Linked DNA regions of Homo sapiens: regions 2, 3, 4 and 5 are each linked to region 1. Evidence: chromatin loops called from intact Hi-C (ENCODE). Cell type or tissue: chondrocyte. All regions are shown on one strand. Links, peaks and the distances in the headings refer to the core of each region. The heading gives the core; the rest is flanking DNA. Region 1 holds the start of IFT22 (intraflagellar transport 22). Region 2 overlaps COL26A1 (collagen type XXVI alpha 1 chain). Region 3 overlaps COL26A1 (collagen type XXVI alpha 1 chain). Region 4 overlaps COL26A1 (collagen type XXVI alpha 1 chain). Region 5 overlaps COL26A1 (collagen type XXVI alpha 1 chain).

What was found. Peaks named below come from ENCODE experiments on the same cell type or tissue, not always from the same donor. Only the 100,000 strongest peaks of a DNase experiment are listed, where the experiment ranks them.
Region 2: a loop joins it to region 1, with 4 times the contacts of the local background. A loop is called at or near these places in 4 of 110 quality-filtered maps.
Region 3: a loop joins it to region 1, with 4 times the contacts of the local background. A loop is called at or near these places in 5 of 110 quality-filtered maps.
Region 4: it touches region 1 in a loop (11-fold over the local background); 4 of 110 quality-filtered maps call a loop at or near these places.
Region 5: it touches region 1 in a loop (7-fold over the local background); 4 of 110 quality-filtered maps call a loop at or near these places.

What each region holds. Positions count from the first base shown.
Region 1 is chr7:101,318,863-101,325,104 of GRCh38, reverse strand. It overlaps IFT22 (intraflagellar transport 22), which reads left to right and starts at 3,293. Exons shown (of 5, transcript NM_022777.4): 1 at 3,293-3,434; 2 at 6,073-6,149. The coding sequence starts at 3,396. RefSeq lists a silencer at 3,451-3,570. In chondrocyte, for the core only: a CTCF peak has its summit at 2,861 (motif pointing left); a DNase peak (open chromatin) is centred at 3,394.
Region 2 is chr7:101,398,147-101,404,388 of GRCh38, reverse strand. The region is part of intron 1 of COL26A1 (collagen type XXVI alpha 1 chain); the gene reads right to left. Among named protein-coding and RNA genes, the nearest start is that of COL26A1, 38 kb to the right of the region's middle. RefSeq lists enhancers at 2,858-3,385, 5,170-5,771. In chondrocyte, for the core only: no CTCF peak of the experiment used is centred there; no DNase peak of the experiment used is centred there.
Region 3 is chr7:101,437,205-101,443,446 of GRCh38, reverse strand. All of the region lies in intron 2 of COL26A1 (collagen type XXVI alpha 1 chain), which reads right to left. Among named protein-coding and RNA genes, the nearest start is that of COL26A1, 77 kb to the right of the region's middle. RefSeq lists enhancers at 3,982-4,941, 5,816-6,242. In chondrocyte, for the core only: CTCF peaks have their summits at 2,674 and 2,874 (motif pointing right); no DNase peak of the experiment used is centred there.
Region 4 is chr7:101,536,284-101,542,525 of GRCh38, reverse strand. It overlaps COL26A1 (collagen type XXVI alpha 1 chain), which reads right to left. Exons shown (of 13, transcript NM_001278563.3): 5 at 2,477-2,633. Among named protein-coding and RNA genes, the nearest start is that of LINC01007, 30 kb to the left of the region's middle. RefSeq lists an enhancer at 1-400. In chondrocyte, for the core only: CTCF peaks have their summits at 3,329 and 3,546 (motif pointing right); DNase peaks (open chromatin) are centred at 2,645 and 3,805.
Region 5 is chr7:101,505,082-101,511,323 of GRCh38, reverse strand. All of the region lies in intron 3 of COL26A1 (collagen type XXVI alpha 1 chain), which reads right to left. Among named protein-coding and RNA genes, the nearest start is that of LINC01007, 61 kb to the left of the region's middle. RefSeq lists a silencer at 3,745-3,864 and an enhancer at 3,277-4,036. In chondrocyte, for the core only: CTCF peaks have their summits at 3,122 and 3,347 (motif pointing right); no DNase peak of the experiment used is centred there.

The DNA.
Region 1 (6,242 bases), core at 740-5,739:
CCGTGGAGGGTCAACTCAAAGACTTTATGGCTGGGGGTTATATTAAATCTTTTCAAAAATTTATAGAAGGGATTTGAAATATGTCAAACTTATTTCTTTAGGTTTTTTGCAAGAGAAAGATTTTATTGCATTGAATCACAGAAGGAGGAGAAAAATGACCGAGTTCACCCAGTTCTCACCCCCGCTAATGATCTATTGCTCACTTTACAATCAAAGCCTGGGTATTAAGCTGTCTGAAGTCAACCTCTTCTAATTAAAATGAAAGTCATAAAGCAAAAGTATTTCAATAATTTACAATAATCATCCCAAATGTATACAGCACATATATTGAAGAAATGTAACGCATTTCATATTTTTTATTTCTCTCACCTGGGCCAAAAACTAAAGGTTCTTGGCAAGATTAAGGGAACATTCATTAACTTAAATATTTATAGAGTAAATGAATATGTATGTGTTTCTATGTGTGTGTTATGAAGGGGAAGATGAAACTGACACTTCTTTTATCTTTTTTTTTTTTTCTTGAGATGGAGGCTTGCTCTGTTGCCCACGCTGGAGTGCAGTGGCACGATCACAGCTCACTGCAACCTCTGCCTCCCAGGTTCAAGCGATTCTCCTGCCTCAGCCTCCTGAGTAGCTGGGACTACAGGTGTGCACCACCACACCCGGCTAATTTTTGTATTTTTAGTAGAGACGGGATTTCACCATATTGGCCAGGCTGGTCTCGAACGCCTGACCTCAGGTGATCCACCCACCTCAGCCTCCCAAAGTGCTGGGATTACAGGCATGAGCCACCGCACCTGGCTTTATCTTACTTTTTTTGAGTCAGGGTCTCGTTCTGTTGCTGAGGCTACAGTGCAATGGCACGATCATGGCTCACTGCAGCCTCAAGCTTCTGGGCTCAAGCGATCCTCTCACCTCAGCCTCCCCAGTAGCTGGGACTACAGGCATTCCACCATACCTGGCTGAGTGTGTTTGTGTGTCTGTGTGTGTGTGTGTGTGTGTGTAGAGACAGGGTCTTTCTTATTGCCCAGGCTGGTCTCAAATGCCTGGTGTCAAGTGATCCTCCCACCTCAGTCTCCCAAAGTGCTGAGATTACATGCATGAGCCACTGCACTGGCCCAGAACCAACACTATTCAGCATCTGTGGTGTATCAGGCTTAGAGTTGTGATCAGTGGACCCAAACACCGATGAGACCCTTCAGTGAGGGCGTGTGTTGTTAAGATTTGTAGCACACAAACTACCTCCCAGTGCAATGAAGTAAACGCTGAGGTGAGGAAGCCTGGACTCTGGACCTGGCAAGAGGCACAACCATTACTGTACATAGAGGGGAAATGGCATCTTTACACATAGAAAGGAGAACCGGGCTGGGCGCGGCGGCTCACACTGTGATCCCAGCACTTTAGGAGGCCAAGGCGGGCGGATACCATGAGGTCAGGAGTTTGACACCAGCCTGGCCAACATGGTGAAGCCCTGTTGCTACTAAAAATACAAAAATTAGCCAGGCATGGTGGTATGCGCCTGTAATCCCAGCTACTCGGGAGGCTGAGGCAGGATAATCACTTGAACCGAGGAGGCAGAGGTTGCAGTGAGCCGAGATCTCGCCACTGCACTCCAGCATGGGCGACAGAGCAAGTCTCCATCTCAAAAAAAAAAAAAAACAGAAAAAAAGAAAAGAAAGGAGAACTGGAGCTGCTGAAAGCCCATGGTTCCCGCCTCCTCCCTGACATCAATTTAGGATACTCATCACTTCGCCTTACTGTAATAGCTCCATTTGCAAATGAAAATTAAACTGTACATGGGGGTGGGATCAGTGGCTCAGGCCTGTAATTCCGGCACTTTCAGAGGCTGAGGCGGGCAGATCAGAAAGGACTTGAGGTCAGGGGTTCAAGACCAACCCAGCCAACATGACAAAACCCCGTCTCTACTAAAAACACAAAAATTAGCTGCATGTGATGGCATGTGCCTGTAATCCCAGCTACTCAGGAGGCTGAGGCAGGAGAATCACTTGAACCCGGGAGGTGGAGTTTGCAGTGAGCCGAGATCACACCACTGCACTCCAGCCTGGGCGACAGAGCTAGACTCCATCTCAAAAAATAAAATAAATAAAATAAAATAAAAATAAAAATAATAATAAAAAAAAACCTGTGCATGGGAATGTGCATGGGAAAACACTTGACAAGCGGCACTCTGCAGGGTGGTCTCCCCATCTGGCCTAGAATCTACCAGGACGAAGGGACTGTGCAGAACCTCAAGTGATCCACCTGCCTCGGCCTCCCAAAGTGCTGGGATTACAGGCCTGGGCCACCGCGGCCAGCCAAGTAGTTCTTTTCAATACAAAGACTATGTAACTATGTTACCGAAGGTTAAAGATTTGATACGGGGTTGACTAGAAATTTTTGTCATTTCAGCCCTTTTATGGGCTAGCATATTTTGTACCGGCACTCTCGGCACATAGACATTTAATATCATGGCTTATCCAAAATTCTGACTTGACTCTGTATTTTCAGACTGACCTAACTGATTGAATTTAGCAGCAATGTTTCTAGACACCTGCACTGACTAAACGATTCCAGTCATCATCTCTTTGGTTTCTCCTAGGTCAGACGAATGATAGTGAGTGGTGAATCCTTTTACAGAAACCAGACTTTCACCTGATTTTTTCTGAGCTGTGCCACGGCAGTGATAAATCGGCTCCCAGGTGGACGGCCACAGTGATATCATGCCACAGTGATAAAGGAGTCAAGGCCTGGTTCCAAGGCCAGCTTGGCACTTGTATGGCCTGTCTGAGCTCTCGGGATTATTGGGAGAAACAAAGGTTTGGAAACGGCCATTCCGCCCCCTCCTGGAGTCTTGCTTTCCGCGTCTCTACCGAGACTGGTGGAACGGGCCTGCAGTCCCAGAATTTTGGGAGGTGGAGATGGGAGGATCATTTCAGCCCAGGAGTTCGAAAACAGCCTGGGCAACATAGCAAAACCCAGTCTTACAAATAAAAAAATTTTAAAAATTAGTCGGACGTGATGGCACATGCCTGTAGTGCCAGCTACTCGGGAGGCTGAGGCAGAAAGATCGTTTGAGCCCAAAAGTTGGAGGTTGCAGTGACCCGAGATCGCGCCACTGCGCTCCAGCCTGGGCGACAGAGTGAGACCCTGTCTCTAAAAGAAATACAGGCCAACCCTGCAGAACCGCGTCTGCAGCCCGGGCTTTGTGGCTTCTCTCCGACCCCCTCCCAGTCGCAGACGCGCCCGCTTTCCGCCCCGCGCGCCGGAAGTGGCCGAGTCCCGTCGGCCCTGCGGGCCTCTCTCCGTCGCCATGGAAACGAAAGCGGCCAAGTAGAGCTCCGTCCTGACGCGCCGCCTCCCGTGGGCTCCGGCCGGCTAAGCCGCGGCGGACAACTATGCTGAAAGCCAAGATCCTCTTCGTGGGGCCTTGCGAGGTAAGTCCTGGCCCGGCGCGGCAGAGGGAGCGGGGAGCAGGCCTCGGGGCCTGGGCGAGCGCAGGTCCCCACCCGTCTGATCTGCGGCTTGCTCCCGGAGGCGGGAACCCGGGCCCACCGCGCCCATCCCGACTGGCGCCCCTGCCCTTTCCGTGAACTCGGTGCTTTCAGACCTTGATTCCAACCACTGCCCGGAGGAGGTAGTGGAGGCGAGCCCGGTGTTAATGAGCCCCGAAGGCCCAAGGTACTGAGTGGCATCATTGGAACCATAGCCTAGGTTTCGTGACTCTTTCTTTTGCCCCCGGGATCCCCCTAATGAATGCGTCTGTGGGTCTGGACTTTTGTTTGAGACAGGTTGTCGCTGTGTCGTCCAGGCTGGAGTGCAGTGGTGTGATCATAGCTCACTGCAGCCTCGACTTCCCTGGGCTCAAGCAGTCCTCCTGCCTCAGCCTCCTGAGTACCTGGGACTACAGGCGTGCACCACCACGCCCGACTAAATTTGTTGTTTTTGTTTTGTTTTGTTTTTTTGAGACAGAGTCTCGCCCTGTCACCCAGGCTGGAGTGCAGTGGCATGATCTTGGCTCAGTGCAAACTCCGCCTCCCGGGTTCAAGCGATTCTCCTGCCTCAGCCTCCTGAGTAGCTGAGATTACAGGCCCACGCCATTACCCCTGGCTAATTTTTGTATTTTTTGTAGAGGTGTGTTTTCACCTTGTTGGCCAGGCTGGTCTCTGCTGACCTCAAGTGATCCGCCAGCCTCGGCCTCCCACAGTGCTGGGATTATAGGGATGAGCCACCGCGCCTGGCCTTAATTTGTTAATTATTTGTAGAGACAGGATCTTGCTATGTTGCCTAGCACCTAGGCTGGTCTCCAACTCTTGGGCTCAAACAGTCCTCCCGCCTCAGTCTCTCAAAGTTCTGGGATTACAGGCATGAGCCTTTGCTCGAGTCCTGGGCGTTTTACTATATGGTCCTGGAACCATTGGCTATTAATGTGTGTGTTGGGGGCGTGGTAGTGGGGATCACATCTACATGTATACTTCACATCATCCACAGAAATAAAGCTCAGATGGACTAAGGCTAAATGCGTTTAAAAAAAAAAAAAAAAAAAAAAGGCCGGGCGCGGTGGCTCACGCCTGTAATCCCAGCACTTTGGGAGGCCGAGGCAGGCATATCACAAGGTCAGGAGATCGAGACCATCCTGGCTAACACGGTGAAACCCCGTCTCTACTAAAAATACAAAAAATTAGCCGGGCGTGGTGGCGGGTGCCTGTAGTCCCAGCTACTCGGGAGGCTGAGGCGTGAACCCGGGAGGTGGAGCTTGCAGTGAGCCAAGTCTGCGCCACTGCACTCCAGCCTGGGAGACAGAGCGAGACTCCGTCTCAAAAACTAATAATAATTAAAAAAAAAAAACCCAGCCGGATGCGGAGGCTCACGCTTCTAATCCCAGCACTTTGGGAGGCCAATGCAGGTGGATCACCTGAGGTCAGGAGTTCGAGTCCAGCCTGAGTAACATGGTGAAACCCCATCTGTACTAAAAATACAAAAATTCGCTGGGCTTGGTGGTGCATGCCTGTAATCCCAGTGACTCGGGAGTCTGAGGCAGGAGAATTGCTTGAATCCGGGAGGCAGAGGTTGCAATAAGCCAAGATCGCGCCATTGCACTCCAGCCTGGGGAACAAGAGCGAAACTCCATCTAAAAAAAAAATAAAATAAAACCTGTAGAAGTCTTAGGCCAGGCACAGTGGCTAACACCTGCCAGCACTTTGGGAGGCTGAGGTGGGGAGACCACTTGAGCTCAAGCATTCAAGACCAGCCTGGGCAACATAGGGAAACCCCATCTCTACAAGCAATACAAAAATTAGCTGGGCATGGTGATGCACACCTGTAGTCCCAGGTGGCTCAGGAGGCTGAGGCAGGAGGATCACTGGAGCCCTACAGATCAAGGCTGCAGTGAGCTATGATCACATTGCTGTACTCCAGCCTGGGCAACCGAGCAAGACCTTGTCTCAAAAAAAAAAAAAAAAAAAAGCAATGTGTATTACTCATATAATCGAGATGGACAAACAGCTGCATGTGAGATTATGAGACAGCTAGCCACGAGTCCCCAGGCTGACTTTGATCCTCTCTGTGACCTAAAAGAACTCCTTGGCTGGGCACAGTGGCTCATCCCTATAAACCCAGCACTCTGGGAGGCCCAGGTGTGTGGATCACCTGAAGTCAGGAGTTCGAGACCAGCCCGAGTAACATGGTGAAACCCCAATTTCTACTACAGATACAAAAGTAAGCCGGGCGTGGTGGCAGGCGCCTGTAATCCCAACTACTCTGGAGGCTGAGGCAGGAGAATCGTTTGAACCCGGGGGTTGCAGTGAGCCTAGATCACAGCCTGGGCAACAAGAGTGAAACTCTGTCTCAAAAAATAAAAATAAAAACTCCTTAATCCCATGCTCCCTGGACCCCAGACCAGGCTGTGCCCACTGCACTAGAGCAAGACAGTGAGGTCGTAACCACCCCAGTGATCTCAGGGTGCCCATGACCTATACTGCACCACACCGGGTTCCAGGCCACCTCTTGGGGTCATTTTTTTGGTTTCCTTTTCTGCCTTTCAGCAAAGACCTTTATTTGCACTCATTTTCACAGAGTGGAAAAACTGTTTTGGCCAACTTTCTGACAGAATCTTCTGACATCACTGAATACAGCCCAACCCAAGGAGTGAGGTGAGCCCTGACAAATCTGTGTCCCAGAGTGTCCAACTGGCTCGGCAGGGAGGCTCATTCCTCTAATCCCAGTGCTCTGGGAGGTCAAAGCGG
Region 2 (6,242 bases), core at 369-5,368, 80 kb before region 1:
TTCTCACGCCTTGATAGTATGTTTTGACAGCAGGTTGTTTTGGCGAGGATGCTTTCAGATGCGTTGTAAAAACCCTACTGATAAATTGGGCTTGAACAACCAGGTCACTTAAGATTTCACATATTGAGAAGTGAGTGGCTGCAGAGTTGGCTAATTAGGCAGCATCACACAGTCAAAGACCCTGCCTCCTGCTCTGCCTTCCCCAGGCTGTCTTGCCTCATGGCTCTAAGATGGCTGCCACCGCTCCAGGCTTCACAACCTCACACAACTGTGTCCAGAAATAAGGACACAGCTTCTCTTCTTGCATAGCTCTGTTGCCCAGGCTGGAGTGCTATGGCATGATCTTGGCTCACTGCAACATCCACCTCCCTGGTTCAAGCGATTCTCCTGCCTCAGCCTCCCAAGTAGCTGGGACTACAGGTGCCCACCAGCACACCGGCAAATTTTATATTTTTAGTAGAGACAGGGTTTCACCATGTTGGCCAGGCTGGTCTCGAACTCCTGACCTCAAGTGACCTGCCCGCCTAGGCTTCCCAAAGTGCTGGGATTACAGGCGTGAGCCACCGTGCCCGGCCTGGATCAGGCTTTAATCTGAAATTTAACCAGGATAATCCTGGAGTCTTTTTTTCTGAATAAATGGCACTCTCATAAAAGCTGTTTTAAAATGTGGGCCAACAGAAGAGAAGAGGACTGCCATTGAAAAGATGGTTTAGGCTGGGCACGGTGGTTCATGCTGCAATTCCAGCACTTTGAGAGGTCGAGGCAGGAGCATCACTTGAGGCCAGGAGTTCAAGACCAACCTGGGCAATATAGCAAGACCTGGTCTCTACAAAAAGTTTTTTTGTTTTGTTTTGTTTTGTTGTTGTTGTTGAAGCAGAGTCTCACTCTGTCTCCCAGGCTGGAGTGCAGTAGCATAATCTCAGCTCACTGCAACTTCTGCCTCCCAGGCTCAAGTGATTCTCCTGCCTCAGCCTCCCAATTAACTGGGATTACAGGCACATACCACCACACCCCACTAATTTTTGTATTTTTAGTAGAGACTTAGTAGAGCTGCACCATTTCAGGGGGAGGAATGCTCCCCCATGAAGGAGGGGACACACAAGAAGGCCCCCACTCCTAATCTCCCACTGCAGCAACTGTCCCACAAGCATCTCCCACTCTGTGAAGACAGAATTTTGTTTAGGTCTATTGTCCCCTGAAACCATCTCTCTATGGACTTGAATGGAGAATTATTAAGACTTTGCCGGCCACACGCAGTGGCTCATGACTGTAATCCCAGCACTTTGGGAGGCTGAGGAGGGAGGATTGCTTAAAGCCAGGAATTTGAGACCAGCCTGGGCAATACAGCGAGACCCCATCTCTACTAAAAATTTAAAAATTAGCTGGGCATAGTGGCACGTGACTAATCCCAGCTACTCGAGAAGCTGAGGTGGGAGCATCTCTTGAGCCCCGGAGGTCAAGGCTGCAGTGAGCTGAGATTGCACCACCACACTCTAGCTTGGGCAAAAGAGCAAGACCCTGTCAAAGAAAGGAAGAGGAAAGATAGAGGAAAGAAAGAAAAGGAAAGGGGAGGGGAGGAGAGGGGAGAGGAGGGAAAGGACAGGACAGGAAAGGAAAGGGGGCAAGGGAGGGAGGGAGGGAGGGAGGAAGGAAGGGAAAGAAGGAGAGAAAGAGAGAAAGAAATGAAAGGAAGCAGTGAAAGGAGGGAGGGAAGGAGGGAGGGAGGGAAGGAAGGAAGGAAGGGAGGGAGGGGAGGGGAGAAAGAAAGAGAAAGAGAAGAAAGGAAAGAAGGAAGGAAGAAAAAAGAATGAAGGAAAGAAAGAAAGAAAGAAAAAGAGAAAGAAAGAAGAAAAGAAAGAGAAAATAGAATTTTCACAGCCAGAGGCCTTGGAAAGATCATCCCGCCCCAACCCCCTTTTTACAGGTGAGAAAACCGAGGCCCAGAGAAGGGGAAAGGGGAAGGGAAGGGCTCAAGCTGGCACGGCAAGCTGGTGACGAACCAGGACAACCGCCAGGATTCCTGCTTTTAATTTCCTCCCATCCTCCTGCAATCAGCGGGGAGGCTGGTTCCCAGTGTTCACTTGGGGGGGAAAATCCCTGATAAGAATCTAAGGAATGTGACTGCTGAAAGGGACTGACTGTGGAATTTGGCATCCGACACGATCACATCACAGCCCAGCGAGTCTCCACCAGCAGAACACCTTTTCCAAAGGACCAGGCTCTGGGACTAATTGTCCGGCAGCCGGTGGCACCCCCGCCACACACTGCTGTCTTGGCATCTCTGAGAAATTCCTCAGTTCCCCTGCAAAGGTCAGGCCCGGGAGAATTTGAAGCCACTCCGAATCCAGGGGAGAATGAAATAAACCCGGCTGGTAATGAAGTCTGCCTTTTATGTTGGATCATTTCTTTCCAAGTCTGACATTTCTTCCTACCTTTCAAGGTAGGAATTTTTGGCAGTTCACGTAACCCCCAGCAGGCAGAGAGGAAACGTGGCTTCGACACCACCAGATCCTGCAGCTTTCCGCTGGAGACAAGAGGTGGTGTCCTGGGTTGGGGCCCAGTTGGGAAATTGCTGCAGGGTCCATCCCTCTCCAGGGTCTTCCTCCTCCTCCTCCTCTTCTCCCTCCTCCTCTTCCTCCTCTTCCTCCTCCTTCTCTTCCTTCTCCTCCTCTTCCTCTACCTCCTACTCTTCCTCCTCCTCAGCCTCCAACATCTTCTTCCTCCTCTTCCTCCTCCACCTCCTCCTCTCCCTCTTCTGCCTCCTCCTTTTCCTCTTCTTCCTCCTACTCTTCCTCTTCCTCCTCCTTTTCCTCCTCCTCTTTCTCTTCTTCCTCCTACTCTTCCTCTTCCTCCTCCTTCTCTTTGTCCTCCTGCTCCCCCTCCTCTTCCTTCTTCTAGTCTTCCTTTTCCTCCTCCTCCTTCTCCTCTTCCTTCTCTCCTCTTTCTCTTCCTTCTCCTTCTCCTCCACCTCCTGCTCCTCTTCTTCTTCCTCCTCCTCCTGGCAGGATTAGAGCTGGGAGAGGCTTTAGAGACCATCCCGCTGACATAGCTTTCATCATCACCCTCATCATCACTGGTAGGAAGCTCAGAGCAGTGCTGCCTCTTGTCCAGAAGCCCAGTGACTGGGAGGCTAGGCAGGCAGAGTCAAAGGCCTCGTCATGTTCTACAATCCTCTGGGGCTGGTCTCCACTGTCCAGACGGCTTGAAGGATCAGGGAAAGCCTTACCCCTATGCCTTCTCCAGGCAGGTAGTTCTGCAAAGAGCTGGTATGACAGCGCCATCCCTGGGTCTGCAAAATCATCCCCAAGCCAGGGACTCGGTGACAACTTCCAGCCAAATGCAGCCTCACACGGGACACACCTGTGCAGACGTGCTGCTGTCCACCTGACCCGTGTAACTGCAGCCTGCAGAGAGACCACAGGCCCTTGAACTCCCGTCTCCGCATCTCCCCACCCCTCGTTCGGGTTTAGCGCAGGGCCCACATCAGTGGTATTTACTGAATGAACAAGTGAAGGAAGGAAGGCGGTGTGGGTCGGGCGCAGTGGCTCATGTCTGTAATCCCAGCACTTTGGGAGGCCAAGGTGGGTGGATCACCTGAGGTCAAGAGTTCAAGACCAGCCTGGCCAACATGGTGAAACCCGGTCTCTACTAAAAATACAAAACTTAGCTGGGCATGGTGATGTGCACCTGTAATCCCAGCTACTCGGGAGGCTAAAGCAGAAGAATCGTTTGAACCTGGGAGGCAGAGGTTGCAGTGAGCTGAGACCGCACCATTGCGCTCCAGCCTGGGCAACAAGAGCGAAACTCCATCTCAAAACAAATAAACAAACAAAAAATAAAATAAAATAAAAATACAAAAATTAGCCAGGAGTGGTGGCGGGCACCTGCAATCCCAGCTACTCAGGAGGCTGAGGCAGGACAATCACTTGAATCCAGGAGGTGGAGGTTGCAGTGAGCCGAGATCGTGCCACTGCACTCCAGCCTGGGTGACAGAGTGAGACTCCATCTCAAAAAAAAAAAAAAAAAAAAAAAAAATAGGAAAAAAAAGAAAGGCAGTGTGGACTGAGGTCTGGAAGGGACAAAGCCCACTCCATGACCGAGCCCACCAGGCCTTCTGCAAGGATCTCCCTGCGCTCCTGAACCCCTGAGCCCTAGGCTGAGCCATGCCTCTCTCCACATCTGGGCCTTTAGCCCACCAAAGTCTAGAATGCCTACTCCCCTCCCCACCCCTGCCTCCCTGAGGGCCACCTACTCGTCTTCCACATCCTGCTCAAGTGGCCCCTTCACTCTCAAATATTTGCTGTCCCCTCTGCACAGATTTGGTCCCCGCCCTTTGGTTCCTCCAACTCTGCCCACAGCACTCGCAGCCACTGTACCACCCCCGGACATGACTGTCTCTCTCTCCCTGAGAGCAGAGACTTACTCAACTTGGATCTCTGCGGCAGCATCTGGCATTGAGTGGGTGATAAGTAAATATCTGGGAAGGCCAGGGGCAGCGGGGGCCATGGAAGAACTAATTATACATAAACTGTGTATTGGAAGAAACAACTTTATGATTCTTATGTTGTTTCTAACATATTTTGTGATCAGATTATTTCCCATGGGAATGCATGTTCAAAATTAGAATGAAGGCGGGGCACAATGGCTCACGCCTGTAATCCTAGCACTCTGAGAGGTTGAGGCAGGAGGATCAGCTGAGGTCAGGAGTTTGAGACCAGCCTGGGCAACATGGTGAAACTCTGTCTCTATTAAAAATACAAAATTTAGCCAGGTGTGGTAGCTTATACCTGTAATCCCAGCACTCTGGGAGGCCGAGGCAGGAGGATCACCTGAGGTCAGGAGTTCAAGACCAGCCTGGGCAAAATGGTGAAATCCCATATCTACTAAAAATACAAAAATTAGCCAGGTGTGGTGGTGCACACCTGTAATCCTAGCTACTCAGGAGGCTGAGGCAGGAGAATTGCTTGAACACAGGAGATGGAGGTTCCAGTGAGCTGAGATCGTGCTTCAGAAAGAAAGAAAGAAGAGAGAGACAAAGGGAAAGAAAGCTCATTAGAAAGAATATTCCTTTTTTTAAAATTTTTGGACAGAGTGTCACTCTGTTGCCCATGTTGGAGTACAGTGGCACAATTATAGCTCATTGTTGCCTTGACCTCCTGGGCTCAAGCAATCCTCTCGCCTCAGCCTCCTGAGCAGCTGAGACTATGGGCCTGCGCCACCACACCTGGCTAATTTTGAAATTTTTTGTAGAGATGGGGGTCTCACTATATTGCCCAGGTTGGTCTGAAGCTCCTGGGCTCAAGCAATCCTCCTCCCTCGTCCTCCCTAAGTGCTGGGATTACAGGTATGAGCCACCACGCCTAGTGTCTCTCATCTTGATGGGCAATTCTGACCCACACTGAGTATTTTAAAGCTCTGTCCATCCCCCTGTGCAGCCCACCCAGGGGCTCACTCCACACCTGGGTAAGCATCCCGCACCACTCCCACCTTCCCAGCACAGAATCAGCCCCTCCTCCCATATCTACCCTAGCCAGGCATTTGTGATTCTAATCAGACTGCCGCCTGATAATGCCCTTATGATGAAGGGCTTCGACTCAGCAAAGTCGACCCCCTCCTCTGCAGCGGCCCTCTGAGAACTCTACGCGCTGCTTTGGGGAGTGATAACTGGGGAGGGGACTGAATTGCTTCCCGAGGTACAGACAAGGAAGCAGGGCTGAGAGGGTGAATAACACATTTGCCCTTGGTGCAAAGTCTGGCTCACGGAAGCACACGACGAAAAGCAGCCGCTGACACATTGATTCTTGCCATTATTGCAGGTCAGGAGGGAGACCTATGACATCTTAGAGGCTGCTTGGGTTCTCTGTGACCTGCTGACTTGGGGCGAGGGAAAGTCAGGATTCCGTCCATAAGCGGACATGTCCATAAGCCCAATAAGAGGACTTGGTTGCCGAGAAAGCTCAGGAGTTCGTATTTCTGCCCTTTATGGGCGGAGGGAGAGGGAATCACAGAGCTGTGTGTCAAGAAACTGGGGTCTTATCCCAGCTCAGCCTGTGACTTCCCAGGTGACATTGGCTAAGTGACCCCTAATCTCCAGGTCTCCTCATTGGAAAATGACAAGTTCAAGCTGACAAGCTCCAGCTCATATTCTCCAATAGATTGTAAAATAGATACAGTGAAAAACAATCCAGAATGTCCACGAAAGGAGAATGGAAGCAGCATGGGATTCCTGCAGTGGAATAGTA
Region 3 (6,242 bases), core at 873-5,872, 120 kb before region 1:
AGTGGAGAACTGGATTTCAGAAGTACAGCTCTGAATCTGAAAAATCCTGTTACGCTCATTTCTTTTTTAAAAAAGCAAAAACCTGCACTCGTGTTTCATAAACATTCCAGCAAACCAGTTTCCCCCTGGAGATCTGGGGGTAGCGTGGTTGTGTGCAGCTGGGACAGGAGGTAGGAGATGACCAGGAGAGGTGCCCACAGCTGTGAGCTGGAGAGCAAAGCCCCCAGCTTTTGGGAGCAACTGGGCAATCCAGTGCAGGATGGGGGGTTGGAAAGAGGTGGCAGAGCCTTAGTTCCAAGGTCACCCCTCCTTACAGCAAGTGACTCTGGTATGCGATGATGAGTACAAATACACGATTTTCACAATAAACACACACTCACATACATGCACACACATTCACATACCCATGTGAGGACACACGTGCCCTCACACACTCTCACACCTTCACACGCTTGCACAAACTTACTTGCAAGCTCTCACAAACTAACACATACGCACACCCTCACACAGTCACACACTCATTTGCTCTCTCACACTCGTGTGCACACTCGTGCTTGCACACTCGCACAAACACACTCGTGCACACTTCCACACACGCACTCACACAAACACGTGCTCAGCACCCTCAGACTCACTCATGCACACTCACAGTCACACACTTGTACGCAATTATGTACACACACATGCACCTATTCACACGCTTGGATAAACACACACTCAGCCTCACACTAACACACTAAACACGCTCACATACCTGAGGACTAACCTCTGACCGTTTTCTTCTCTTGCCCAGATTCCTATCTAAGGAGCCTGGGGAGTCACGCCTTTCAAACCACAAAGCCTCATCACACAGGTTCTATTTTAACCCTATATGATGTGGCTGGCTTTCCAACCAGGCTCTAGCATAACATCGCATGGCAGATAAGGAAGGAAATCAAAATATTTCAACCCCAAATATGTTTCTATGCCATATCTTTTGTTCTGTTTTTAGACAGAGTCTGCTGCAGCAGGGGAATTCCTTGAACCCGGGAGGCGGAGGTTGCAGTGAGCCGAGATCGTGCCACTGCACTCCAATCTGGGTGACAGAGCAAGACTCTGTCTCAAAAAAAAAAAAAAAGAAAGACCTAGAAAAACAGAAAGGGCTCACAACCCTCTTGCTGCCGCAGATCTGCCAGCCGAAAGCAGGCCCAGCTTGGACAGAGGAGAGCTTTTGTTTAGATTAAAAATGGCAGTTTTAAAATTAATTCCTGAAATGGTCTTCCGACTACGAGAGACCAGAAAAACTACAGAGTCCACCCAGGGCCCGGGGCAGGCGCAAGGGCCAAGCTGCTGTTGTTTGCACCCTGCTGAGCACAGCTGATGCCAAAAAATCAGGTCCCTCCCTTAACCTCTGCACGATGGGATCAATGGAGCCCTGGGCTCAGGAGTGCAAGCCTGGCATTTGGGCTCTGTCCCTAATTCACTATACAACATTGCACAGGTACCTAAACCTCTCTGAGCCTGTTTCCTGGTCTGTATGATGAGGATACCAGGGAGACCAGGATGCCTGGTGTAAGGCTGTGAGTGCAGGAGGGGTGCATGGATGCTGGGTTTGCAAAATACAGACCTGACCTCATTCCTCCCAACCCACACCCTTCGGCCGTCCCCACTGTCATCAGGAGAGAGTCCGGGCTGCTGAGCCAAATGTGCTGGCCCTCCTCCACCTCACACAGACACCTCTGGCCCTCACCCACCAGGCGGGAGCCCTCCAGATGCACCAGACACTCTCACTTCAATCCACACTTGGAATGATGAAGATGGTCATGAGAACAATAAAAGTAGGTATGATAGGCCGGGCACGGTGGCTCACGCCTGTAATCCCAACACTTTGGGAGGCTGAGGCAGGTGGATCATTTGAGGCCAGGAGTTCGAGACCAGCCTGGCCAACATGGTGAAACCCCATCTCTACTAAAAACACACACACAAAAAATAGCCGGGCATGGTGGTGGGCGCCTGTAATCCCAGCTACTCAGGAGGCTGAGGCACAAGAATCGCTTAAACCTGGGAGACACAGATAGAAGTGAGCTGAGATTGCACCACTGCACTCCAGTCTGGGTGACAGAGGGAGACTCTGTCTTAAAAAATATATAAATATAATAGTAGCTTCAATTGCAGACTCACAGTGTACTGAGTGGTTTACATAAGCTGACTGAGAACAACAGAGGCCATTATTCCCAGTTTACAGACAAGGAAACTGAGGCACAAAGAGGTTAAGCAACTTTGTCAAGGTGGTGGAACTGGGATCTGAACCCAGGCAGAATTGGTTCCAGAGCCCAGTAATACTAATTTGTGTTCGTTCAGTACAGGCAAAGGTTTTCCCTCTCATCTACACACAGGGACTGATCTCGGGCCCCTGATTCAGAAACTGAGCTCATCCCTCTGGAGATGCTCTTTTCTTTTTTCTTTTTCTTTCTTTCTTTTTTTTTTTTTTTGAGACGGAGTCTCTCTCTGTCGCCAGGCTGGAGTGCAGTGGCGCAATCGTGGCTCACTGCAACTTCTGTGTCCCGGGTTCAAGCAATTCTCCTGCCTCAGCCTCCCAAGTAGCTGCAATTACAGGAGTAATTTTGTATTTTTAACCTAATTTTAGCTAATTTTGGTATTTTTTGTAGAGACAGGGTTTCACCATGTCGGCCAGGCTGGCCTCGAACTCCTGACCTCAGGTGATCTGCCTGTCTTGGCCTCCCAAAGTGCTGGGATTACAGGCATGAGCCACCGCTCCTGGCCACAGTCTTTCTTGGCCCCTCATTCTGAATTCCATGGGCTTGGCCCATGCCACTCTGGAACCTGATGGCTGCCAAGTCCAGGCGTGGGGCACACCAGTAGGTGGCACTGTGTCACCATCCCAACCGGCCAAGACTCAGCTTGGTAGCCCCCCTGAGTCTCACCTGAATGCCCAAGACAGGTTCCACATTTGTGGCCCATTTCCCCAGTCTTGGAAAAAAACCCGAGGGAGGCTGGCCTCCTGTCCCCATGAAGAATTGCCAGCCCCTGCCGCTAGGGTCCAGTTGGGCAAACTTTCTTTTTTTGTTGTTTTTTTGTTTTGAGACAGAGTCTCGCTCTGTTGCCCCGGCTGGAGTGTAGTGACGCGATCTCAGCTCCCTGCAGCCTTCACCTCCCGGGTTCAAGCGATTCTCCTGCCTCAGCCTCCTGAGTAGCTGGGATTACAGGCGCACACCACCACACCTGGCTAATTTTTGTATTTTCAGTAGAAATGGGGTTTCACCATGTTGGCCAGGTTGGTCTTGAACTCCTGACCTCAGGTGATCTGCCCACTTTGACCTCCCAAAGTGCTGGGATTACAGGCGTGAGCCACTGCCCCTGGCCTAGGCAAACTTTCTAAAATGCAGATCCAGTTTAGGGACTGCCCTCCCTCAAAAACAGGGTGTACATATTTTATTTAACCTCTGTCAGCCTTAAGGCCGCACTCAGTTGAGGACACCAGGCTCCAAGAGGGAACTCATCTTCCTCAAGGCTCCCTGCAGAGTCCCCAGCCACATGGTAGTGTCAACTTTGCTGCTTGGTGGGAACATTAAGGGCCAATAACAAGGTCCCGGCCAGGTGCCACACAGCTCTGGAGCGGGGTGTTGTCCCTCCTACCCCTAAGACTTTAACAACTCTTAGATTTTGGAGGCAAAAACAAGATTGGCCTCTGATGCCTGGATTCTCCCCAAGGTGGAGCAGCCCCATCCATCCATGACTTCCAGTGGTCACCAAGTCCACTCTATGGCCCACGGGCTCTGCCTGCTTTGATCTGGTGTCCTCCCTGGCCTCGCAGGTGACTTTGTTTTCCAGCCACACTGGTCTTCTCACAAATCTCCAGCACACCAGTTTCCTTACCTCTTTTTTTTTTTTTTCAGACGGAGTCTCACCCTGTCGCCCAGGCTGGAGTGCAGTGGCACAATCTCGGCTCACTGCAACCTCCGCCTCCTGGGTTCAAGTGATTCTCCTGCCTGAGCCTCTCGAGTAGCTGGGATTACAGGTGCGCACCACCACTCCTGGCTAATTTTTGTATTTTTAGTAGAGACGGGGTTTCACCCTATTGCCCTCTGAGGGGCTGGTCTTTCTTGTCTCTCTCTCTTTCTGTCTCTCTCTAGGTCACCTCCTCCAGGAAGCCTTTCTAAGGTCTCCCACCACATCTGCCCAGCACCCAGGAGGTACATATCACTATCAATCGACTGACTAGGGATCTGGCTCTCCTGGGTCTGTTGGCACCCCTTCAGGATGCAGAGCTGAGGCTTTTCCTGGGTATTACATTCAGCCTGGTGTGGGTCCAAACAAACCCCAAGGTGGGGTGGTCCTCCTAGAGTCTGTCTGCCAAAACCACCAGACTCCAGGAATGAGCTGAAGGTGGGCGAGCCCCTCACTGGTCCCTGGAAAATGTTCTACATGCCCATTTTAAGGATGGCAAAATCAGCTCAGGAAAGAAAGGGGGCTGGGCGCTGTGGCTCACGCCTGTAATCCCAGCAATTTGGGAGGCCCAGACGGGTGGATCGTCTTGGAGTTCGAGACCAGCCTGACAAACATGGTGAAACCCCATCTCTACTAAAAATCTCTACTAAAAATACAAAAATTAGCCAGGCGTGGTTGTGCACGCCTGTGATCCCAGCTACTTGGGAGGCTGAGGCAGGAGAATTGCTTGAACCCGAGAGGCGGAAGTTACAGTGAGCTGAGATCACACCACTGCACTCCAGCCTGGACCGCAAGATTGAGACTGTCTAAAAAAAATACAAAAAGAAAAGAAAGGGGAACTTAAGGGGGCTGTAGCCACTGAATGCCTGCGTACTCGGCCCACTCACACCTGAGAGTATTACTGTCCCATTTTATGGATGAAAACACTGAGTCCACCAGAGACTGTGCGGCAGGTAGGTGCAGAGCTGGACTTGGTCCACACCAACAGAAAGTGGAGGAGCCAGCCCTGAACCTTCACCCCACCCTTGACTGCATATACCCCATCTTTCCACATATACCCCATCTGCCTCCCTCCCTCTCTGGTTCTCCCAAGTGATGCTTTTTTGTTGTTTGTTTTTACTGTTGTTTATTTTTTTTTGAGACGGAGTCTCGCTCTGTTGCCCAGGCTGGAGTGCAATGGCACAATCTCGGCTCACTGCAGCCTCCACCTTCCAGGTTTAAGTGATTCTCCTGCCTCAGTCTCCCGAGTAGCTAGGATTACAGGCATGCACCACCACGCCTGGCTAATTTTGTATTTTTAGTAGATATGCGGTTTCTCCATGTTGGTTAGCCTGGTCTCCAACTCCCGACCTCAGGTGATCCGCCCGCCTCGGCTTCCCAGACTGTTAGGATTACAGGCATGAGCCACCTCGCCCAGCTCCAAGTGACGTTTTTAAAGCAGAAATGTCCTTGAACCTCTCCTAGCTTTTCTTCAATCTCAGGACAAGGCCAGGCACAGTGGCTCATGCCTGTAATCCCAACACTTCGGGAGGCCAAGGCAGGAGGATCACCTGAAGCCAGGAGTTCAAGACCAACCTGAGCAACATAGCAAGACCCCCATTTCTACCAAAAATTTAAAAATTAGCCAGGCATAGTGGTGCATGCCTGTAGTCCCCACGTACTTGGGAGGCTGAGGTGGGAAGATTGCTTGAGTCCAGGAGTTTTAGACCAACCTGAGAAACATAGCCAGACCCCGTCTCTTAAAAAAAAAAAAAAAATTAGTGGGGTGTAGTGGCACGTGCCTGTAGTTTCAGCTATTTGGGAGGCTAAGGCAGGAGGATCACTTGAGTCCAGGAGTTTGAGCTTGCAGCGAGCTGTGAATGTACCACTGCACTCCAGCCTGGGCAACAGAGTGAGGCCCTGTCTCTTAAAAGAAAAAAAATCTTAGGACAATACCCAAATCCTAAGCCTAACCTTGTGGACTTCTGCCATCTGGCTACTGTATACCTTGGCCATCCCTCCTCCTCTCCTTGGCCACCAGCTCCTCCCCGCCCCCATTCAGAACTCCGCCCGATTCAGAATTCCACCAGCATTCAGAACTCCGCCCCCATTCGGAACTCCGCCCCCCATTCGGAACTCCGCCCCCATTCAGGACTCCACTGGCCCTGTGTGCATGTGCTCTGTCTCTGCCCAAGTCATGCAGCCTCCCAGAGCTCAGTGAAAGTGCTGCCTCCTCTTAGAAGCCCACCCTGACTAGCCCACACTCGGTCCCTTCCACCCTACAGCAAGCTGGGCCTCTTCAATCTACACCCTCA
Region 4 (6,242 bases), core at 657-5,656, 220 kb before region 1:
GCCCCCAGCTTGCTGGCTTGCTGGGTGACCCCAGGGGTGTCACTTAACTTCTCTGAGCCTCAGGTGTCTCCCCTGTAACCTCAAGGCTTCCAAGCTTTGTGTGAAGATTAAGAGTGATATCTGTAGGCTGGGTGCGCTAGCTCACACCTGTAATTCCACACTTTGGAGGCCGAGGCGGGTGGATCACTTGAGGTCAGGAGTTTGAGGCCAGCCTGGCCGACATGGTGAAACCCCGTCTCTACTAAAAATACAAAAATTAGGCTGCGTGTGCTGGCTCACACCTGTAATCCCAGCACTTTGGGAGGCCAAGGAGGGCAGATCATTTGAGGTCAGGAGTTCAAGACCAGCCTGGCCAACATGACAAAACCCCTTCTGTATTAAAAATGCAAAAAGTAGCGGGGCTTGGTGGTGCGTGCCTGTAATCCCAGTTATTAGGGAGGCTGAGGCAGGGGAATCCCTTGAGCCCAGGAGGCAGAGGTTGCAGTGAGCCGAGATCACGACACTGCACTCCAGCCTGAGTGATAGAGTGAGACTCCATGTCAAAAAAAAAAATTATATCTGTATTTGAAATATTTTCATATCTGATATGAAAATATTTAATAACTGGCACAGTGCAGATCCTGACCACTCATGGTAGACCTCAGCCTTCAACCCCTGGATTCAGCCTTATAGACAGGTGTTGTTTGCTAAATGTCCTCCAGGATAAAGCCCCACCTCAGTGTCTGGCAACCAGGAGGGCTTCATCGATTGCAACTATGATTATTACAATTGTGATTAAAGCAAAGGTAATTACAGCCCCAGGTGGCAGAGCCCAGACCAGTAGGTAGAATCTGCAGAGGGAAAATTCTTCCCCTTAACTTTAAAATGTGGCCAGGGCCAAGCATGGTGGCTCACACCTGTAAATCCCAGCACTTTGGGAAGCCGAGGCATGAGGATTGCTTAAGGCCAGGAGTTTGAGACCAGCCTGGCAACGCAGTGAGACCTCGTCTCTACTAAAAATTAAAAAAAAAAAAAAAAGCCAAGTGTGGTGGTGTGCACTCGTAGTCCCAACTACTTGGGAGGCTGAGGCAGGAGGATCACCTGAGCCTCGGAGATGAAGGCTGCAGTGAACTATGATCATACTACTGTGCTCCAGCCTCAGTGACAGAGCAATACATTGTCTCAAAATAAAATAATAAAATAAAATAAAATTGTAAAAGTGTGGCAGGAAGGCAGGGGGGCAGATGTCCTCCAATTCCAGCCAGAGAGTTCAGAGAGCAAACCCCAGAAAGAGGTGGGAAGCAGTAAGTTCCTGCTCCCTGGCCAGGCAGAATGCTGCAAAATTGAACCCAGCAAGGCTGGGCTGGGGGCCATAAGTGCAGAAGCCAAGGAGCAGGGCAGATACTGAAGACAGTAGCTGAGCTGTAAGACAATAGGGAATGGTGGGGACTGCGGCAAACTGCACAGCCTGGACTGGACCTACAGTGGCAACCCAGTAGCTGGTTGTTTCCATGAGGGACTGCCAGCCCTGATGGCCAATTTTCTCATTTTTATTTTTATAATTTTTTGTAGAGACAGGGTCTCACTATGTTGCCCAGGCTGGTCTTGAGCTCCTGGCTTCATGCAATCCTCCCACCTCAGCCTTCCAAAGTGCTGGGATTATAGGTGTGAGCCACTGCACCTGCCCAAGATCATCTATTTTTTTGAGACAGGGTTTCACCCCGTCTTCCAGGCTGGATTGCAGTGGCATGATCTTGGCTCACTACAGCCTCCACCTCCCCAGCTCAAGCAATTCTCATGCCTCAGCCTTAGGAGTAGCTGGGATTAATCATGCTGGGCTAATTTTTGTATTTTCAGTAGAAATGGGGGTTTTACCATGTTGCCCAGGTTGGTCTCGAACTCCTGACCTCAAATGATCCACCTGCCTTGACCTTCCAAAGTGCTAGGATTACAAGCATGAGTGAGCCACTATGCTCGGCCAGATGGTCTACTTTTTTTTTTTTTTTTTTAGACGGAATTTTGCTCTTGTCCCCCAGGCTGGAGTGCAGTGGCGTGATCTCGGCTCACTGCAACCTCCGCCTTCCGGGTTCAAGCGATTCTCCTGCCTCAGCCTCCTGAGTAGCTGGGATTACAGGCACCTGCCTCCACGCCTGGCTAATTTTTGTATTTTTAGTAGAGACAGGGTTTCACCATGTTGGCCAGGCTGGTCTCGAACTCCTGACCTCAAATGATCCACCCTTCTCGGCCTCCCAAAGTGTTGGGATTACAGGCATGAGCCACTGCACCTGACCAGATCGTCTACTTCTTAAGAGAAACTAGAAATCCTGGCTTTTAGGTGAAATACCCATTTTCAACTGTTAGCTTAATTTTTCAAAATGCCACATGGCATGTTGGAACTAGAGTGTCTAGTGTGTGGCCTCTCTAGGGAGGCCCTGGGAGGCCATGCCCAAGGTCCCTTCGGCTGCCCCAGCCTGTCCTCTCTGCAGCCCTCACTCACCGGCTGGGCCCGTGGGCCTTCTCTGTCGTGGCACAGGGTGAGCAAGAGGGATGGCGTCGGGGAGGAAGTCCTCATTCCAGGTCGGCGGAGTGCTCTCGGGGGCTGGCAGGTCGTTGTCCGGGCTGGAGGGCCGTTCTGCTGCTTCTAGCAGGAGGACCTGGGCCAAAGGAGATAGAGAGTCAGGTCCCAGTTGGGCCTGACACATAGGGACATGCGTGACACACAGGGACATGCATGTGCACCCCATGAGACCTGCAGCTGTCCACGCTGTGTGTGCCCCGTCACGCTCCTTAGTGGGAGAACCTCACTCGTGGCCCAGGTTCCCTCCATCCCAGCCCTCTCCTCCTTCTGACATCAGGAAAGTCTTTCTGGACCCTCAGGTTCAAGGAGTGCCCTTCAGACACCGTCAAAGTCCCTGTGCTGGCTGGGAGTGGTGGCTCATGCCTGTAATCCCAGCACTTTAAGAGGCTGAGGCTGGAGGATCACTTGAGGCCAGGAGTTTGAGACCAGCCTGGGCAACACAGTGAGACCCCCATCTCTACAAAAAATAAAGAAAATTAGCCAGGCGTGGTGGCACACGCCTGCAGTCCCAGTTACTCAGGAGGCTGAGCCCAGGAGTTCAAGGCTACAGTGAGTTATGATTGTGCCACTGCGCTCCAGCCTGGGTGACAGATCGAGACCACATCTACAAAAAGAGAGAGAGAGAAAAAAAAAGCACACACACATACGCACACACACACACACACACACACACATACACACACACACACAGACAGAAAAGGAAGGGAAGAAAGGGAGGGAGGAGAGTGAAAGGGTGGGTATAAATAGGCCCCTTGTGGCACATGACCTTTAGAAGACTTTCCAGAAAAACAAAAGTGGCCACGATTGCTTGGGACCAGCCTGCAATGCGGCCCCATCTGTCCCTCCTTGAGGGAGGCAGGAGTCAAAGGTGGCTGAGACCCAGATCCCGGGACCGGGAGACTTTCTCCTTCCTTTAAACAACTTGAGAGCCAGGACTCAGAGGCCCCGTGAGTCTCTGCTGCCCCCGAAGAGGCCAGCAGGGGGCGCTGTGTGCCAGAAATAGGCTCAGGGTGGGTGGAGATCCCTGCTGGGAACTTGGGTGGGTCCTGGGGCCGAGGGGCGTGAAGGACCTGCTGGGCTGAGCTGAGAGTCCATGGTGCACAGGCAGATGGTCTGCCTGAGTAGCTCCCTCACCAGTTCTGCAGTGCCCCTGGGCCTGGGGGACAGTCCTGGGATCCCTGGGGACAAAGTGGCCTGCTCTGGGCTCCTCCCCAGCAGGGGTGTCTCCAGGGTGCACTTAGCGGCTGCTCAGGGCTCTGACCCTGCACCCAGGGTTCTGGCTGGGCCCCCTGGGCTCAGGCCCTGCTGTGGGCTGCAGAACGGGCTCCCCCTCCACCCCTCTATGGGACACAGTCCTCCGATGGCCTGGATGCCTGGCCCAGGGCCCCTTAACCCCCCAGAGCCAATTCTTTCAGCCCCTCCCCTTTCTGGTCCTTAGAAGGGTCCATGAAACTGGGAGGGTCACTGCGGCGACATCACAAATGAGGTGGAGACAGAGGCTCAGAGACTGCAAGTGACTTGCCTGAGATCACCCAGCAAATGGGCGGTGAGGCCGGGGCCCCTAGTGGTGCCTCATCCACCAAACCACAGTTTATCCTCCCAACAGTTCTGTCTCAACCCCGGCTGAGCTTCGTGGAGGCACAGAGAGCGGGGACAGCTGGCTCAGATCACACGGCAGTGAAGGGTGGACCCCGTTCTCCTGAATCTCCAGGAGGAGAGAAGGGTTCCGATTCCTGCCCCAGCCACTGGCACCCCTGAAGAAGCTGACGGGCCACAGCCAAGTTTAGGGGCTCTGGAGAGGAGCAAGAAGACGGTGGCTGTCAGGTCACGTGATGGAAGGGGCCTGGGATGGCCAGCGCAGGGGATTTGGAGGAGCGTCAGGCCCTGGTGCTCCTGGGGCTGGGGGCAGGAGGTGGGGTGAAGGTTGGAGTGTGTCTCCCCTTTCAGGCCTGGCTGCTGGGAATAGTAGAAATGCCCCCAGTCGAACAAGGGCACGGGAGAGGGGCAGGCTTGGGAGTGAAGGTGATAAGTTGGCGGGGGTGGGTTGCAGTATCCCAAGGGGAACTCAGATGGCCATATTTAACAGGGGGTGGTCCCAAGGGCTGGGAAGTGGAGGTAGAGGACCATGAGAGGAGGCAGGGATGGTGTGGGGAGGCTAGGGTGGAGGAGGAGGGAGCAGGGTGAAGCCTGGAGAGATCTGGGGAGGGGTCCCGCCTTGGCCTCCTACAGGCAACCTCTAGTGTTCCCCATTCTGGGCAAAGCTCTGGCTTCCCCCGAAGTGACCTGCCAGCCAGTACAAAAGGCCTAGCTCTCTCCTTCATGGGGCACCTCCCACTGGGACACCCCTGCCCACAGAGCCTGCAGACCTGGGCAGAGGAGCCCTGGTTGGAATCTGCCCCTGCCAGCGTCTCAGCCCTCCTGGCCTGGCTGTGTCTGACCTGGAGAAACTGATCCCATTTCTGTCCAGGCATGAGCTCACCCGGGTGGGCAGCCATGGGCGTGGGGCCAAGAAAACCAGGCCACGGCCTTCGGGGGCAGTGGCCCTGATGATGTCATTGTGGCCTGGCAGACTAGCCGGGACACTGCCCTCTGCACCAGAGACTGCTGGGACTCTGAGGCTTCTGTGACTCTTGTGTACTGTTTGTGGTCCATGAGGTCAGAGAGTAAAGCCCGGGGCAGGAGAGGGGAGGGCAAGCAGGAATCTTCCCCGGTACCCTGCTGGCCTTCTGCCTGCCAGCCTGTCCCAGGAATAGAGGGTGGCAGAAATCCTGGACCAGCTTCTAGGTCTGCACCAGTGGGAGAGCAGATGGAGCAGACTCTGTGGGTTGCCTGGCCCCCAATGCCCCTTCTTCTCTTGCCCCAGAACTCCCTCTTGTGACTCTGTACATGTGACCCAGGAAAGGAATCAGGACCAGCCTGAGCCAGGCAGAGCCATCCCTTTCTGTTTGGCCAGGTACTCAGTTTCCCAGCTCCCTTGCAACCAGGAGGTGGTCACATTGCCCCAGCACAGGCTCATGAAACGTAAGGAGTCTGTTTGGGTGCTTCACCTCACCCTCCACTTCCTGCCTTTACATACAAGGTGAGGATGTGATGCCTGGAGCTGCAGCAGCCACTTTATAATCATGAGGCATCAACCAGCTCACTAAGAAGTCAGCGAAGAGCCTGGCTTCTTTGGACACCAAACCAATCCCGAGACCACCTCTGCTCCTGGACTTCTTGTGGAATAAACAATAAATGTCCTTATGGAATAAGCTACCATTGGCCAGGTTTCTCTCATTTGCCTCCTTCCCGACATACCAAAGCAGACTTCTTGTCTAAGGGAGCAGAAGCCCCAGTGTCCAGGCTCTGGGTTGCTGCTGTTTTATGCAAGCCATCTGATTTCTGCTTCCCTGTCTGGGATCTGCCTGCCTGGCTCCTGTCCTGGCTCTGCCTTCACCCTGCTAGGATCCCAGCCTCTGCCCTGGCTGACCCCTAGCCTCTGATCTAAGCTGAAAACCCAGCTCCGTGTCCTGGCTCCTGCAGACTCGCCTGACCTCGGCATGGCCTCTGGTGCCGCTGGGCTGTCTTGGCAACTAGCCCAGCTGGTGTTCCCTTCCCCTCTCCAGGCCGCTGCCTCTCAGGGCCCTCTGATCTGGGCCATCAAAGCTGCCAGTGGGGCCAGGCACAGTGGCTCATGCCTGTAGTC
Region 5 (6,242 bases), core at 626-5,625, 190 kb before region 1:
AAGCCTTCTAAAGGGTTTGGTGTGGCCAGGCCAAGGGAGGCAGGGAGAGGGCCTCTGCCCGTGCGCCACCACCTGATGTCGACTTGAACTCAGATGGGAATACTTTTGAAAAAAGTGAGATGGGCCGGGTGCGGTGGCTCACGCCTGTAATCCCAGCACTTTGGGAGGCCGAGGCGGGTGGATCATGAGGCTAGGAGATCGAGACCATCCTGGCTAACATGGTGAAACCCCTGTCTCTACTAAAAATACAAAAAACTTAGCCAGGCATGGTGGTGGGCGCCTGTAGTCCCAGCTACTCGGGAGGCTGAGGCAGGAGAATCGCGTGAACCTGGGAGGTGGAGCTTGCAGTGAGCCGACATCGTGCCACTGCACTCCAGCCTGGGCGACAGAGCGAGACTCCGTCTCAAAAAAAAAAAAAAAAAAAAGAAAGAAAGAAAAAGAAAAAAGTGAGATGCACAAGTGCTCTGAATCACCTTGTGTGGCTCGCTCAGAGAAGCCCCCATTAGCCAGACACAGTGGCTCACGCCTGTAATCCCAATGTTCTGGGAGGCCAAAGCAGGAGGCTCTCTTGAAGCCAAGAGTTTGAGGCCAGCCTGGACAACATCGTGAGACCCCCTCCCAGCCTCATTCTCTACAAAAAATTAAAAAATTAGCTGGGCATGGTGGTGCTCACCTGTAGTCCCAGCTACATGGGAAGCTGAGGTAGGAGGATCACTGGAGCCCAGGAATTTGAGGCTGCAGTGAGCCTGACTCAGCCCCAAGCCCCAGGCTCGCCCTGTCTCTGCAGCTGTGTCAGAAGGCAGGAATAGCAGGTGCAAAGGCCCTGAGGCAGGGAAAAGGCTGGCAGGTAGTGAGCAAAGGTGTGTGTGACATGGGATGAGGTGCAGCCTTACCTGCAGGGCCCAGGAGGGGACTTTTATCACAGTGAACGGAATTACTGAGTTTCAGGGAGGGCGATTTCATGATCTCATTTACATCTTTAAAAGGCTCCTCTGAGAGGCCGGGTGCAGTGGCTCACGCCTGTAATCCCAGCATTTTGGAAAGCCAAGATGGGAGGATTGCTTGAGCCCAGGAGTTTGAGACCACCCTGGCAACATAGTGAGATCCCTACATCTCTACAAAAAAATTTCAAAAATTATCTGGGCTTGGTGATGATTGCCTGTAGTCCCAGCTACTCAGGAGGCTGAAGTGGGAGGATCACTTGAGTCCAGGAATTGGAGGCTGCAGTAAGCCATGATTGCACCACTGCACTCCAGCCTGGGTGACAGAGTGAGACCCTCTTAAAAAAAAAAAAAAGACTGGGCGCGATGGCTTATGCCTATAATCCCAGTACTTTGGGAGGCTGAGATTGGCAGATCACCTGAGGTCAGGAGTTCGAGACCAGCCTGGCCAACATGGTGAAACCCCGTTTCTACTAAAAATACAAAAATTAGCCGTGCGTGGTGGTGCACACCTGTAGTCCCAGCTACTCAGGAGACTGAGGCAGAAGAAGCACTTGAACCTGGGAGGCAGGAGTTGCAGTGATCCAAGCTCGCACCACTGCACTCCAGCCTAGGTGACAGAGTGAGGCCCCGTCAAAAAAAAAATAAAAGAGCCCCCAGTGCTGAAAGAGGCCAGGAAGCCAAACCCTGAGCTGCTGGGGGCCTCAACTCACCCGTGTTGGCCGGGCCTAGACCATTCTGGGGGTGGGAATGAACCCTGCCCTGTACCTCTGCAGCCCCACTCTTCATCTGGCAGCAAGAACCAGTGATCCCTGGCCAGACTGGCATCCCATTAGTGAGTTTACCAGCCTTAGTGAGATGCCATTGCTCTAGGTGCAAGGAGGAGGGAGGGAATCAGAGGCTGTTTTCTGTTCTTCTTTTCTTTTTTCTTTTTTTTGAGACAGGGTCTCAGTCTGTAGCCTGAGCTGGAGTACAGTGGCACGATCTCAGCTTACTGCAACCCCCGCCTCCCAGGTTCAAGCTATTCTCCTGCCTCAGCCTCCTGAGCAGCTGGGATTACAGGCGCCTGCTACCACGTCTGGTTAACTTTTGTATTTTTAGTAGAGAAGTGGGTTTCATCATGTTGGCCGGGCTGGTCTCAAACTCCTGACCTCAAATCATCCGCCCACCTCGGCCTCCCAAAGTGCTGGGATTACAGACACGAACCACCATGCCCAGCCTCCTGGTTGTCTTAAAGAGCTGGCACCTCTTCCTCCCCCATCTCTGGCTCCCTCTTTTGCTATGCGACGCATCAGCTCCCCCTTCACCTTCTGCCACTAGTAAACGCTTCCTGAGGCCTCACCAGAAGCTGAGCAAATGCTGGTGCCAGGCTTGCAGAACTGTGAGCCAAGTAAACCTCACTCAGACTAGAGTGCAGTGGTACGATCATAGCTCACTGCAGCTTCGACCTCCTGGGCTCAAAGGATCCTCCCGCCTCAGCCTCCTGGCTGAGTAGCTGGAACAAACCTCTTTTCTGTATACATTACCCAGCCTCAAGTATTCCTTTATAGCAACACAAAACGAACTAATACAGGTGGGAAGGTAAAGACCTGAATTTGAAAAGTGACCACTTCCACATGTGAAATGACACCCAGCAAAGATTAGGGGTCTCTCCTCCTTCATCTGAGCTGAAAGACCTTACGGTCAGGTTTCGTGAGTGATGGGAGAATCCTCTGAGGGTTCCTGTAAATAAGATTCTCTGTGCCCGGGCATGCTTTAGGAGAGAGGGGCCAATGTTTCATCTGTTTATCAAGGAGGGGTGGGAAGGGAGGGTTGTTGGTTCATGCCACCCTAAATGTTAAGACCATCATCTTTTTTTTTTTTTTGACAGGGTTTTATCTCTGTTGTTCAGTCTGGAGTACAGTGGTGTGATCATGACTCACTGCAGCCTCAAACTCCTGGGCTCAAGCGATCCTCCCACCTCAGCCTCCTGAGGAGCTGGGACTACAGGTGTGCACCACGCCTGGATGATTTTTCTATTTTTTGTAGAGATGGGGTCTCGCTGTGTTGCCCAAGCTGGTCTTGAACTCCTGGCCTCAAGCAATCCTCCCTCCTAGGCTTCCAAAACTGTTCGGATTATAGGCATGGGCCACCGCGCCTGGCCAGGTTAAGGAATTTTGTAACAGTTACATGACGGAGCTGGGATTCTGTCTCCAAAGTCCACATTCTCCACCTCCATGCTCCAGTGTGTTTGGAGAGCCTCAAACAGCTTGTGATCAGTGGAAGAGAAGATGTGAGCAGGCACAAGGAGTGGAAGACATGAGGCTGGAGGGCCATCAGGCTCTTGAAAGCCAGGAGGCTGTGGGATTCAGGATGCTGTGTTTGCACAACCCTAGAGGGCGCCATCATATCATGGTCCTCATAATTTTATATATATTACGGCAGTTTTCCAGCAGATGGCAGTCACGTGCCTTGAGGAAGGGGCGCTTTTTCCTTAATCTGCACAAAGAAACCACAGGGACCAGCGGCGGTGCTATTTGGCTGATATCCAGGTGGGGTGGAAAGTCCAGAAGGGTCTCAAACAGGGAAGGGGAATGTTTAGATTTCTGCTTGCTCTTGGTGGGGAGAGACCGGAGGTTGCTGAGACAGTTCTGATAGGTGGGTGAGATCTAAGGTAAGAAAATGGGCCACTTTGTGGTGGCTCACGCCAGTAATCCCAACCTTTGGGAAGTGGAGGAGGGAGGATCACTTAATCCCGGGAGTTGGAGACCAGCCTGAGCAACACGGAGAAACCCCATCTCTATTACAAACACTAAAAATTAGGCATGGTGGCGTGTGCCTGTGGTCCCAGCTACTCAGGATGGGGAAGTGGGAGGATCACCTGAGGCGGGGAGGTGGAGGTTGCAGTGAACTGTGATCACACCACTGCACTCCAGCCAGGGCAACAGGGTAAGATTCTGTCTCCTGCTCCCCCCACCCAACAAAAAACAAAGCCAGGAGGGGCAGAAAAGAGGAGATGGATTAGAGAGGGCTGTAGAGACAGAAGAATCCACGGGATGTTGGGGATCCCTTGCAACAGGGTCACAAGGAGAGAGTTGAGGCTTTGAGGTTTCTGATTTCAACGGCAGATTGGCTAGACGGAGTAGTGTTTTTCACTGAGCAAGGAGAATTAGAAGTGGTTCTAGGCAAAGCCGGGCGCGGTGGCTCACATCTGTAATCCCAGTACTTTGGGAGGCCGAGGCAGGCGGATCACTTGAGGCCAGGCGTTTGAGACCAGCCTGGCCAACGTGGTGAAACTCTGTCTCTGCTAAAAATACGAAAATTAGCCAGGCGTGGTGGTACACACCTGTAGTCCCAGCTACTCGGGAGGCTGAGGCCAGAGAATCGCTTGAACCCGGGAGGCGGAGGTTGCGGTGAGCCGAGATCACATCACCACACTCCAGCCTGGGCAATAGAGTGAGGGGGAAAAAAAAAAGGAGTGGTTCTAGGGAGTGGGGAGGAGTTGCTTTTGGATGTGTGCAGGGAGGAGAAGGCTGCAGACAGCACACCTAAGAGGGAAGTTGGAGAGGGATTGGACAGAAAGGTATGAATCTCAGCTTGTGACCAATCCATGCAAAATAACAGCACTCTGGCTGGAAATCCCCGGATGGTCCAAACCATCTTGCAGAGCTGTTATGAGAAATGCACTCTCCTTAGGGACCGTGGTGCCCACTGACTAATCAGAAGGAGCAAATACAGTCAGGGAATCTCTTCTGCAGTTAGGAACACGGAGGCTAGGTAAAAGGAGAAAAGGGATCCAGTGTCCCAGAGCTCAGGGCTGGTACCCGGGATCTCCAGTTTCTAGACCAGCCCTGCAGCTCACCCCTGGTCTCGGGGCCCCTCTCAGCTCCCTGGAGCCAGAGCCACTGTCCCAGGGGGTGGGCTGGGTAGGTCTAATCTGGACCCGTTTGGTTTCTGCTAAGAGGCCCCCACCAGCTCTTTCATTGGCAGCCAAAACATGCTCCTTTCCAAGGCAAAAACAAAATAAAATAAAGCATGTTACAAAGTGACTCTCTCTTCTCCGATTCATTTTAATGTGCTTTTCAGCGTTGGTTTATTGTGAGCAGCTCTGTGTGCAGAAAACATGTGCTTGCAATATGCCAGTGACAGTAGGGATTCCAGGGGGCCTCCTGGCCGCCCCAAACAACCGGGACAGTCAGGAAGTTAAAGGCATGTCTTTGATGATCAGGTAATTGGTGACTCTCAAATATTTGTCCCAAAGGCTCTGAATGGGTGTGATTTCACCCAGAGTCCATTCCCTCCACTGACCCCATTCGGGCAGAGGGAAAGGACAGAAGGAGAATTCAAGGGCTGTGGTGTGAGGATGGGTTCTAGCTTAGAGTGTGGCTTCTCCTGTCCTAGGGTCCTCGAAGGTGTAACGAGCTGGGAGGGACCAGGAGACTCAGGGTCTAGTCTGTAATACCACTGTGTCATCTTAGGCAAGTGTCTGTCCATCTCTGGGCTGTTGGGCCTCAGTTTCCCCGTCTTATAAGAGAAGGCAGCTGTGATGGTTAATACTGAGTGTCAACTTGATTGGATTGAAGGATGCAAAGTATTGATCCTGGGTGTGTCTGTGAGGGTGTTGCCAAAGGAGATTAACATTTGAGTCAGTGGACTGGGAAAGGCAGACCCCACCCCCCTCAATCTGGGTGGGCACCATCTAATCAGCTGCCGGTGTGGCCAAAACACAAAGCACGCAGAAGAATGTGAAAAGACTAGACTGGCCTAGGCTTCCAGCCTATATCCTTCTCCCATGCTGGATGCTTCCTGCCCTCGAACATCGGACTACCAGTTCTTCAGCTTTGGAACTCGGACTGGCTTCCTTGCTCCTCAGCTTGCAGACGGCCTATTGTGGGACCTCGTGATCCTGTGAGTTAATACTCCTTAACAAACTCCTCTTTCCATCCAAAAAAAAAAGTATACACACATACTCATGTACACACAAAAACAAAGTAAATTCACAGTCATGCACACACATGGAGTGGTCATACTCATGCACACACCTAGGCACACACATGCACCCATGCACACACAGAGTGCCCACACACCCATCACACTCATGCATACACACAACACACTCATACACATTCATGCACACTCACAGTCATGCACACACACAACACACATACACACTTCTGCACAATCACAGAGAGTGCTCACATACACGGGCACACCCACCCAACATGGATCTACACACGTGCACACCCAGACCCACGTGCATTCATCCACACACATAACTTTTTTTTTTCACCCAGGCTGAGTGCAATAGCGCCATCTCTGCTC